2 separate regions of the Homo sapiens genome follow, and region 2 is linked to region 1. A link is an interaction called in ENCODE POLR2A ChIA-PET data of the cell type or tissue named here. Cell type or tissue: Panc1. All regions are shown on one strand. Region 1 has its middle 62 kb from the start of LINC00954. Region 2 has its middle 8.4 kb from the start of TTC32.

Evidence for each region. ChIA-PET counts read pairs that join two places held together with the same protein. Peaks named below come from ENCODE experiments on the same cell type or tissue, not always from the same donor. Only the 100,000 strongest peaks of a DNase experiment are listed, where the experiment ranks them.
Region 2: POLR2A ChIA-PET joins it to region 1 with 9 read pairs; 3 of 35 experiments call an interaction of 5 or more read pairs at or near these places.

What each region holds. Positions count from the first base shown.
Region 1 is chr2:19,804,532-19,809,531 of GRCh38, forward strand. No RefSeq gene overlaps it. Among named protein-coding and RNA genes, the nearest start is that of LINC00954, 62 kb to the right of the region's middle. In Panc1, no CTCF peak of the experiment used is centred here; no DNase peak of the experiment used is centred here; H3K27ac peaks cover 2,384 bases.
Region 2 is chr2:19,891,035-19,896,034 of GRCh38, forward strand. No RefSeq gene overlaps it. Among named protein-coding and RNA genes, the nearest start is that of TTC32, 8.4 kb to the right of the region's middle. In Panc1, no CTCF peak of the experiment used is centred here; no DNase peak of the experiment used is centred here.

The sequences.
Region 1 (5,000 bases):
CTGGCCCTGCTCCCCTGAACAATGTGAGGATCACATGTGGGGATCCTGCAAGAGAACAGTGCCCTAGGGAACATCTCAGACTGTAAATTCCAAGGAACATTACAACCAATTGAAGGAAACTCTTGCAATTTTGTGAGCCACAAATGGCTCCAAGGAAAGTCTGGGTCAGTTTTCAGACCTGGCAATAACTTCCTTCATGGCAGAAGGATGGTGGCCATGAAAAGGCCAGTTTTTCCTTCCCCATTTTCCCAAAGGAATGGGCCCTGAGCCGGGAAGGTTGTGTTTTCCCCACCTGTGGTTTTCTGTTCAAGCCAAGTCAATAAACTGAAATACAGCTTTGGTTCAGCTGATCCTCGAGGAGGGAAACAGCAATTTTGCCTTCAAAGGGACAGACCCACAAGCCAGAAATAAGAGTTATGTTTCTGGGCTGTGCTGAAAGAAGGCTGGGCTGTAGGTTTCAAAGGGCCAAGCTCCCACCAAGTCCAGGGGTAGCTGGGGGCAGCCCAGGCTTTGGCAGTTGGGGGCACCTGTCATTTAAAGAAGGTGCTAGTTCATGAGTGGGCAGGGCAGATGCTAAAAGAAGACTAGTACCTGCTTTAACCGCACCAGGACACAGCTATCTGCTTGTGCCTCCAACAGTAGAGAAAATGGGGTAACATACTCCCTTAATGGGGTATGAATGGCCAAGCATACAGATAAATGGTAGAGGATGTGAGGAGGGAAGAAGGCTGGCCTCAAAATCACGAGGCTTCACTTCCTTCCTTACTTGACTTCCAAGTCCCTTTGTGGCTTTAGGCCAGTGATTCTTCCTTCCTCAGCCTCCATTTCTCATCCATAAAATGGACATGGTCGCACCTGCTCTGCCTATCTCACAGCCCTGATCAAAGAAAGAATGTGAGACTGCTTCAAAGTTTCAGCAAAAATCACCATATCATGGCCTGTATCAGGTGAACTGCCCTCCAGGGATCTTGTTATCACTAACCTTCCTTGCATCTTCAGAAGCGCATCTAGACTCCTCTCCTCCCATTCAAATAAGTCTGGTTGCATTCCCCACCTCAACTGAGTTCCCTATTCCAGCCTTGAACCTGGGTCTTCAAGGCCATCATTTCCCGGTGCCCAGATCCCCAAGGATTATGTACAGCTTCTAACTAACCCGACCCTCAGCCATAACCAAGACACTGCAATGTTTAATGCCGACCCAGTCCAATTAAACCCCCTGCATCTTCCTAGGCACAGCGCTATGGAGAAAGACATTTAACGGCCTTCAATACACAGAGGAGACCACGTTCCCCTCCACCCGGGGAAAATCTGCAAGATGCCAAAACGTTTATTTTTCTAGGATTAACACAATGACAGGGAATCAGCCACATATATTGTTGAACATGATGAGCCAAATATTTTTCTGTAATTTTTATAATAATATGAGGAAAGCTGAAAAAGAAAAAAAAAAAAAAAAAAAGAAAGCAGCTGGTGTTAGGCTAGCCTTCGTAAGTTCCAGCCTCCAAAAATAACAGTCGTTCCCATGAATTACCAACAACGCTGTTTGTAGGACAGTTGCTTGATATAAGAAATGGAACATATTAACAGGAGCTTCCTGAGAAAAAGGGGCTTAGGGAGGACAGAGTGACCTAAGACAGAGGATGCTGGGGAGGCCACAAGCTCTCAGCCCCATCCCCTGTGATGTGGTCTCCCCAAGCCTCCTGCAAAGCAAAAGAGGTCACAGGAGATGCCGCCAGGACCCACACTGATTTCAAGCACTCAGAATGTGGGCAGGTGGGGATGGGGACTCAAGCCGGGAGGAGGGCATCTGGATTGGGTCACACAAGTGCCACAGCACTGCCAGACAACTTACTCACTGTGTTGCTCTTTCCAGACCTTGAAACCTGATAAAGTGATGTGGAAGAGACAAACACGAAACCGGAGTCTAAGGAGAGATGAGGGTCAGAAAGGAAGTTCAAGGGAAGAGAAGGTGGAGGCAGACATGGTCAGGGCCTGGCAGCAAGGGGGTTCATCTTCTAGGGCCCCCACTCTCCCACAGCCTCTGGGTAAATCTAGTAGGGGAGGTATGTTGTGAGGAGGAGGAAGAAAAACAAGCACCCTGGGCTAAGAATGCAGAGTAGAGTGCTGGGATGGCTTCCCCACTCCCTGCCTCTGTAGCCTTGGATCAGTCACTGGCCTGCCCTTGGGCCAAGGTGTCCTCAACCTCATGAGGGTGCTGTAGAGATTAAGTGGGAGTGAGATAATTACAGCAATGCCACAGAAGGCTGGAAGCTGGTGTCTAGGAGCCAGCTGCTCCTTCAACCCTGCACTAAGGGAGGTCACGTGAGGAGCGTGAAGAGGGCCCTTGTGGACCAGCCAGAGGGGACCCCAGGAACAGCAAGCCTGCTACTTCTCAGCCTCCCAAAAAGAGCTTTCCCCTGGACTGTCCCCCAGGGAACTGGAGCTCCAGCTGACAACTGCTTGTGTAGAATAAGAGATGACATTTGTTCAGAGCCTCGGAGGACAGATCCAGGGCCACTAGCGGATGCTTCCTGGAGTCAGACATCTGCTTGGCAGAAAGAAGGACTTTCTATCAGTCAACACAAAGCTGGCAGCCCCTTCCCCACCCGCTCTCCGGGGATTTGCCCAACTTTATTCTCACACTCATACTCTCTTCTCTCTTAGGGCCTTATTTTTAAAAAGGGACCTGGAAAAAGAAGGATCTTCAAGACCAAAGGGCTAGGGAGAAAGGAACTGATCAGATTGGGCCCTGGACACAGGAAATCCTCAGGCTAATGGAGGGGAGTTGAGGCAGAGACACCCAAGGCTGGGCTTGGGTTAGGAGAGCTTCACAAAGCAGCTGCCTAGAGGGACCAGTGGAAGAGACCCTGGAGGGACCAGTGGACAAGGCCTTGGAGGGGTCAGTGGAAGAGATGCTACAGGAGCCAAGGTCAGAGGAGTGAGGGAGAAGAAAGGACCAGAAAAGAGGGTTCCCAGCAGGAGGTGAGTCCAGAGACTCAGTGCTGGCCCCAGCCTGCCTTTCCTGCAAGTTGTGTAAACCCAAGTGAGATGTTGAGTGGAAAAGATGGCAAGCACTCCAGGGACAAGAGACAAGGCCCTGGTACACCCTGCCAAGTGCTGGGGTAAAGGAACAAATCAGACACAGCCCACAATAATGCCCCCTAGGAAGAATTCCCATTTAACAGATGAGAAAACTGTGACTCTGAGAGATTGAGTTCCCAGCCATCAGAGAATTCCTGGTCTTTAGGTTCATGGGAGCCAGTGTGGGGAGGGAGAGAAGTCCTGCCCCCGCACACCCCCTGCTAGCAGGAGGCAGTTTCCACTGGAGAGCCAGGGATTTGAGGGAAGCATGAGGCAAACACCAAATGTTTTACCAGTGGAAATAAAATTGAAAATGTCCCTGGAACCCACTTCATCCAGAATTTCCAGGGGAGGTTTGGTGTGAGTGAGTCACCAAGAGCACAATGGCTGGTTCCGAAGGCCAGGCCAGCTGAGCTCGGTGGATATTTAAACAGAGCTTGGGGAAAAGATGGTCAAAAACACTGGCCTGTGCCTGCTGAAACCTGAAAGGGTTGCCTCCACCCTGCCTGAACCCACTGACTGCAGGAGGCTTGGCAGGCCCCATGTGGCTCTCAGAGGCTGGACAAGGACTGGGGGAAACCCAGAAAACAGTGAGGGCAGTAAATCTCTGCCTGCCCACGACAGTGCTCTGGCACCTTCAGCATCCTTTTCCTCTCTAAGGAGAAAAAAAGTACATAACGAATAACAGCCCCCAAGATCAGAAGAGTTATTAGGCAAGCTTAGTGCTGCGCCCGCTCTCTTTCTCCCCAACAAAATGTAAGCTTTTCCACGATACCTCCAGCCAGTGTCTTGTGATGTCACCGCCACTCTCTCACAAGCTCCCTTCTCCTTCACGGAACAAGCATTGAAGATGGATCAGCAGGCAGGATCACCCTGTTCTGTTCCCAAACTCCACCACATGCAAGTGCCTCTGAAAGAGAAAACCCCAACCCTACACGGGAGAAGATGGCCTGACGTCTAAGGACAATTTCCCCTTAACAGCTCAAGAAACTGTCCCAGACAATGAGAATAACTAACAGTAAGTTGCACCAATCACGTGCCATCATTTAAGCCTAACAACAGCCCCTCCAGAAAGAATTGTTCTTTAGCAGATAAGAAAACTGAGGCTTCAAGAGATTGAGTGCCCAGGCCAAGACAGCATTGATAGTCAGAGAATAAGTAGCAGATTGAAGCATCAAAACCTGCCACTTCCCTAGACTATCTCTCCTTGTTCTCAATACATCCCTGAGCCCCAACAGGAGTGAACTCTCCAAGCATGCAGAATGTGGGAAATGTCTCTGATATTCAGAAGCATACTAGACTAGCATCCATATATCCTGGGTCCAAAAACCTAGGAGTCAGGCTAAATCAGGCTAAGTGGCCATTGTAAAATAATAATAATAAAATATTCACCCTAATAATTATTATTACTATGAAGTCTTCCTTGGTGCAGCAAAAATCCTGGGCTTCTGAACATCCCCATGTAGAGAGAATCCAAAGTTCCCACCTTAAGCCTAAGGGGCAAAAAACACTCTCCATTCTGACTCTCCAGGTGAGATGAGCTGAACAAACAAAAAGCTCTCAACTCCCAAAGATTCCGGTTGCAGATCCACACCAGGCCCGGTATCCTGCCTCACTCCTGCCCCAGCCAGAACGCACCCCCGCCCCCACCCATGGCCCCCAAGTCCTCCAGCCTCAGGGATGGTGGACATTTACCCTCCCTCTGAAGACTAAGGGCCCCCAAAACCAGCTCTCAGTCAAGCCTCAGACTTTCCTGCTCCTGGGCCACTGCTGGGCTCAGAGGCACTGCAATGCTGAGGGCAGCCACCGCAGGCTTTCCTCTAACAGGCCATGCACAGAGTAGACGAAGTCAGCGTCAGATAGATGGAGGTCTTACTTGTAATCCTGAGCCTCAGTTCTTCTGTCAACTGGGCACAAAA
Region 2 (5,000 bases), 87 kb after region 1:
TAGCAGCCATAGGAAAGGGAGCCTTTTAACCCTTTGTTTCTAGTTATTCTGGCTAAAAATGGTTAGCTGTAGAGAAAAATATGAAAGGCGGGGGGTCTTTTTATTTATACCTCCTGTACTGTTTTAATTTTTATTACCATAGCCATGTATTAATTGTATATCAAGAAATTGGCAAGCACTTTTCATGCGGCTTTAAAAATTATGTGTCAAAGCAGAATAAGGTAGACTTCTAAGTTCTTACACAAAAGAATGTTCAAAATAATAAGTGATTTAAGTTACCAAATAATATGTATACCATAATTCTGCGCATGTATCTGCATACCTGTGCCCATGTATTTGTACAAAGAAAAAGGCCTAGAAGGATAGACAGGAACTGCTTTTTACCTTATATTCTGCAGGTTTGCCACTTTTAAAAGGAGTACTTTTTGCATGTGTTTAAATTGAATGTGATGGCCTTCCCTCTACTTCGCTTCAGCCAGAGCTCAAGCCTCCACACACTCCAAACAAGAATTGTTGAATAGTTTAAAGAAATAGGCGGGCTGGGCACGGTAGCTCACGCCTGTAATCCCAGCACTTTGGAAGGACGAGGCAGGCAGATCATGAGGTCAGGAGTTTGAGACCAGCCTGACCAACGTGGTGAAACCCGGTATCTACTAAAAATACAAAAATGAGTTGGGCTTGGTGGCACATGCCTGTAATCCCAGCTACTCAGGAGGCTGAGGCAGGAGAATCCCTTGAAACCCAGGAGGTGGAGGTTGCAGTGAGCTGAGATCACGCCACTGCACTCTAGCCTGGGCAACAGAGCGAGACTCTGTCTCAAAAAAAAAAAATAAATAAGCAACAGAAAAAAAAACTGAAGCTTTTCAGTCCCCCTTGGCTCTTATTCCTGCTAGAAATAATGTGACTATGTAATAATAAATTCTACTTAAGGGTTGTATCAGTCTGTTTTCACACTGCTATAAGGAACTGCCCCAGTCTGGGTAATTTATAAAGGAAACAGGTTTAATTGACTCACAGTTCAGCATGGGTGGGAAGGCCACAGGAAACTTGCAATCACGGCAAAAGGGGAAGCAAGGCACCTTCCTCACAAGGCAGTAGGAAGAATGACAGAAGGAGGAACTTGCCAAACCCTTAAAAACCATCAGATCTCGTGAGAATTCACTCACTATCACGAGAACAGCATCGGGGAAACAGCTCCATGATTCAATTACCTCCACCTGGTCTCTCCCTTGACATGTGGGGATTATGGGGATTACAATTCAAGATGAGATTTTGGGTGGGGACACAGCCAAACCATACCAAGGGTTTTTTGTTGTTTCTTCAGTAGTAGGGCCAAAATGTTTTTTGAAGTTAAGCACGATTCTTATAAGAATATAGAATGAAAATGTGAAAAATGTTTAACTCATTAATAGAGAACCGCCAGAGTGGTAAAAGAGCATTAGAATAACTGAGTACTTATGGTCCATGAAGAAAGAATTTGGGAATAAAGTTGCTAGGTTAAATACAAAACTGGTTAACGTTCTTCAGGGCAATACAGCCAAAACTTTTGGGGTTATCTTTTCTACCAGAGTTCATTTGCATCTCCTCTGGACAAAAATCTGCAAGTTACATGCAACCTCCCAGAGTCTGGGCCCTAATCAAGAGTAAATAGAAAATCAAAGAAAGGCACACACATGGCTCCCCAAAAGAATTAAACAGTCGTTGAGTGGGTCTGCTGGTATGATATTGAAATGCCATGCAAATCCTTTTGCCTTATTTCTACGTATTGGATGCTTTTTTTGACATAAGATAAAAATTTACATATTGGCAGCTGTAGCTATCTAGTTTCCAAATGGAGTTTGCTCTTAAAATTAATCTGCTTTTCACCATCTTTTGTGTCTGTTTTTAATAAGAAAAATGACCACCAAGCAATGTGGGCATTGCAATAACATTCCATTATTTAAAAACATACTTTAATATTATTCTGATACTCACTTTGCTGGGTACTAAAACATTTTATGAGCAATTTAAATTTTTTATCAGGACCAAAAAAAAAAAAAAAAGTCCACATATCTGCTGTGAGTTGATGCCAACAGCAAAAACATTGATACTCATTGCAGTTTCAAATATTTATATGGATTTTGGACACAACCTTGCACAAGTTACTCAATTTCTTAGCTTCATCCTCTATGCAGAATAAGACCTTCACTAAACTGCTATATTTATGATTTTGTGATGACACATATAAACCTGGGATTACACTGTTGTGTTCCTATTTTACTTTTATATCCACATTCATAATTTCAGTTTCGGGGCTTCCTTACAGGTTGCTTGTTTTATAATTTGTCTTGCTACATGACGTGTTCTTTTACCTTCTTGTGATTTTAAAAAGGATAAACTATGTGTTTTAATTGTATCAATTGCTTTGTTTTTTCAAAAACAGAAATTAGACTATACTCATCCTTCTTTCCTTTCTGTAGAGTGAAATGGTGTCATTTGAAGTCCCTTAACATTAGATTTGAAATTTAACAAATCTCACTCTCCCTCTTTTACCAACTGCCATTTTAAATTATGGGCATTCTGTTCTCACAATTTACTGTCACATTTTTTAGAAACACAGAAAACACCAAAATGTGAATTTATATAGAAATTGTTAAAATTACACACCTAGCGTAAATAGCAAATATTCAGTCAACTTTTCACTATGCTCTTGAAAAGCTATTACACATTTGTCAACAATTTGTTTAGCGTAGCAATATGTTAACCTAAACACACTAAATTCAGCATCCATTTCAGGCAGAGATGAGCCGTCTGATTTACTCAACACATTTCTAGTTAGAGAGCATCACATGAGACAAAGTGGAATCGTGCCACATATTTGAATGAAGCCAGAAGCAGCACTTTTTAGGACTCTTAGATCTGTTTTGTGCATGAGCTGTTGTTTTTGAAACACTCTCATGTTTAGTCATTAATTTGCATAAAATTTTTTCTGTGTTGTAACTTTAAGTGCAGTTTGCATGCAAGACCAGTATACCCAAAAACCTTGAAAAAATGGTGCAGCAACTCTGAATATACCTTCAAACCATTGAACTGTACACTTTAAATGGGTAAACTATATGATATATGAATTATTCTCAATAAAACAAAAAACTAGCACAGTAAACATTCATGCTCAGCCTAGACAATGTGGTGAAACCCTATCTCTACAAAATATACAAAAATTAGCTGGGCATGATGGCGCATGCCTATAGTCCAAGCTACTTAGGAGGCTGAGGTGGGAGGATCACCTGAGCCCAGGGAGGTCAAGGCTGCAGTGAGCTGTCATCAAGCTACTGCAATCCAGCCTGGGCAACAGAGTGAGACCCTGTCTCAAAAAAGAAAAAAAAAAAACATGCTATTACGGTTTATATACAAACTGTTTACTTCTGAGTTAAATTTTTAAGGGGGCTAGACTTAGCAGAAAGGGAGACATTGAGACAAGAATCAGTGTAAACGCTGAGTGGTAGGTGGGGTTGAAATATATCATGCCCACGGAGAAAGATTTAAGACCTACAAAATGACAGGGAGCCAAGGCTACATTTAGGATTCAGAGGGTAGAGAAGCCAGTGAAAAACAGAAAACCAAAAAAGACAGAGCAAAAGAGCAAATGACAGAGCAAAAGAGCAAATAGATAATGACTAAAGACTAACTTGGATATTTGCTTTGCTATCATAAAGTAAAGGGTTTTATTCAGTTCCAAATTTCAGAAAAAAACAAATAGCTCCACACTTTTCAACTACTGTTAGGAGTAATATTCTAAACTCAAAAGTAACTTAAATCCATTTTATCCTATCTTACCTCACTTTGTGAAAGAGAAACCTTATAACAAACCACAATTCTTTTGTTTTTACAAAGGAAAAAATTAGAAAACATAAGTTACTTTTCTAGTAGAAAAAGGAAATAACGAATACTGAAATGTGGGAAATATGAACGGTAATGAATATATTTTAAGGTAAATATCCAAGGTATTATTTGGTCAATCAGAAACTTAGAATCTGAATAATGCCTAAAGTTTCAACGCTAAACAAGGTAAATGAATTATTCTTTATTTCCAGTAACAAGACAAGAGAAAATGAGTGCCTGGGTCTACAATCAGCAACTGCTGATTCTGAACTTAAGTGACTTTTTTTTTTTTTTTTCTGATAAAGGATGAAGAAATTTTGAATATAATCTAACAAACCACATGAAAATGTTAAACAATTTTTCCTTTTCATATTCCATCTGATCCCAGTCAAGAGTAAAGAGAATATGAGTCAAGAGAAAATAAAATTAAACATTAAGCATTTGCTTCTCTGGGTGGAATGGCTTAAAGCTTTCCCTCCCAAGGTCTAGGAAACTTGCTTTTTTAAAAAAAAAGTTTTCCTAAGGATTTTTCTACATTTTAATGCAATTTTAGAAATTTTTTTAGATTTCCAACAAATATAAGATAAACCGTTTTGGAAAGTATGAATAATTCCAGAAACAGAGACTTTGTTTCTAGGCCATGAAACTTAATTTCCTCTTAATATTCACTTACCTACAGCCCAAACTCTCCATGTATTTTGCCAGATATTACTTATGAGCTACAAACAGGGCAATTACTTTTTCTGCTTCATGAGATTACTCATACACACACAAAAAAAGCATTTTAAGGCTGCTGCTGCTGATTGCATCTGAGGCCACAGAAGTTACCCTGCGCCTTCCTCTGAAGACACAAAGCAAACTTTCCTTTCTCCTGATTCGGGTAATTTCCACCACAGAACAGCTTTTCCATAGCAGTAATAAACTAGTTTGGGAATCTTTGGAAGCCAAACAACAATAAAATACAAAAAATGTAGATGGCATATGGCTGGTGTTAGTCTGTTTTCCCTTCAAGTTCTTCCCGGTTTTTGATAGCTTCATAAGGGCCTAATTGTTGGCAGCACCAAAATAAAAGATTTTTAAACTTTATACTTACTAAGTGCTTTTTGTCATTTCCTCACCTCTCTATACATTCCTACCTG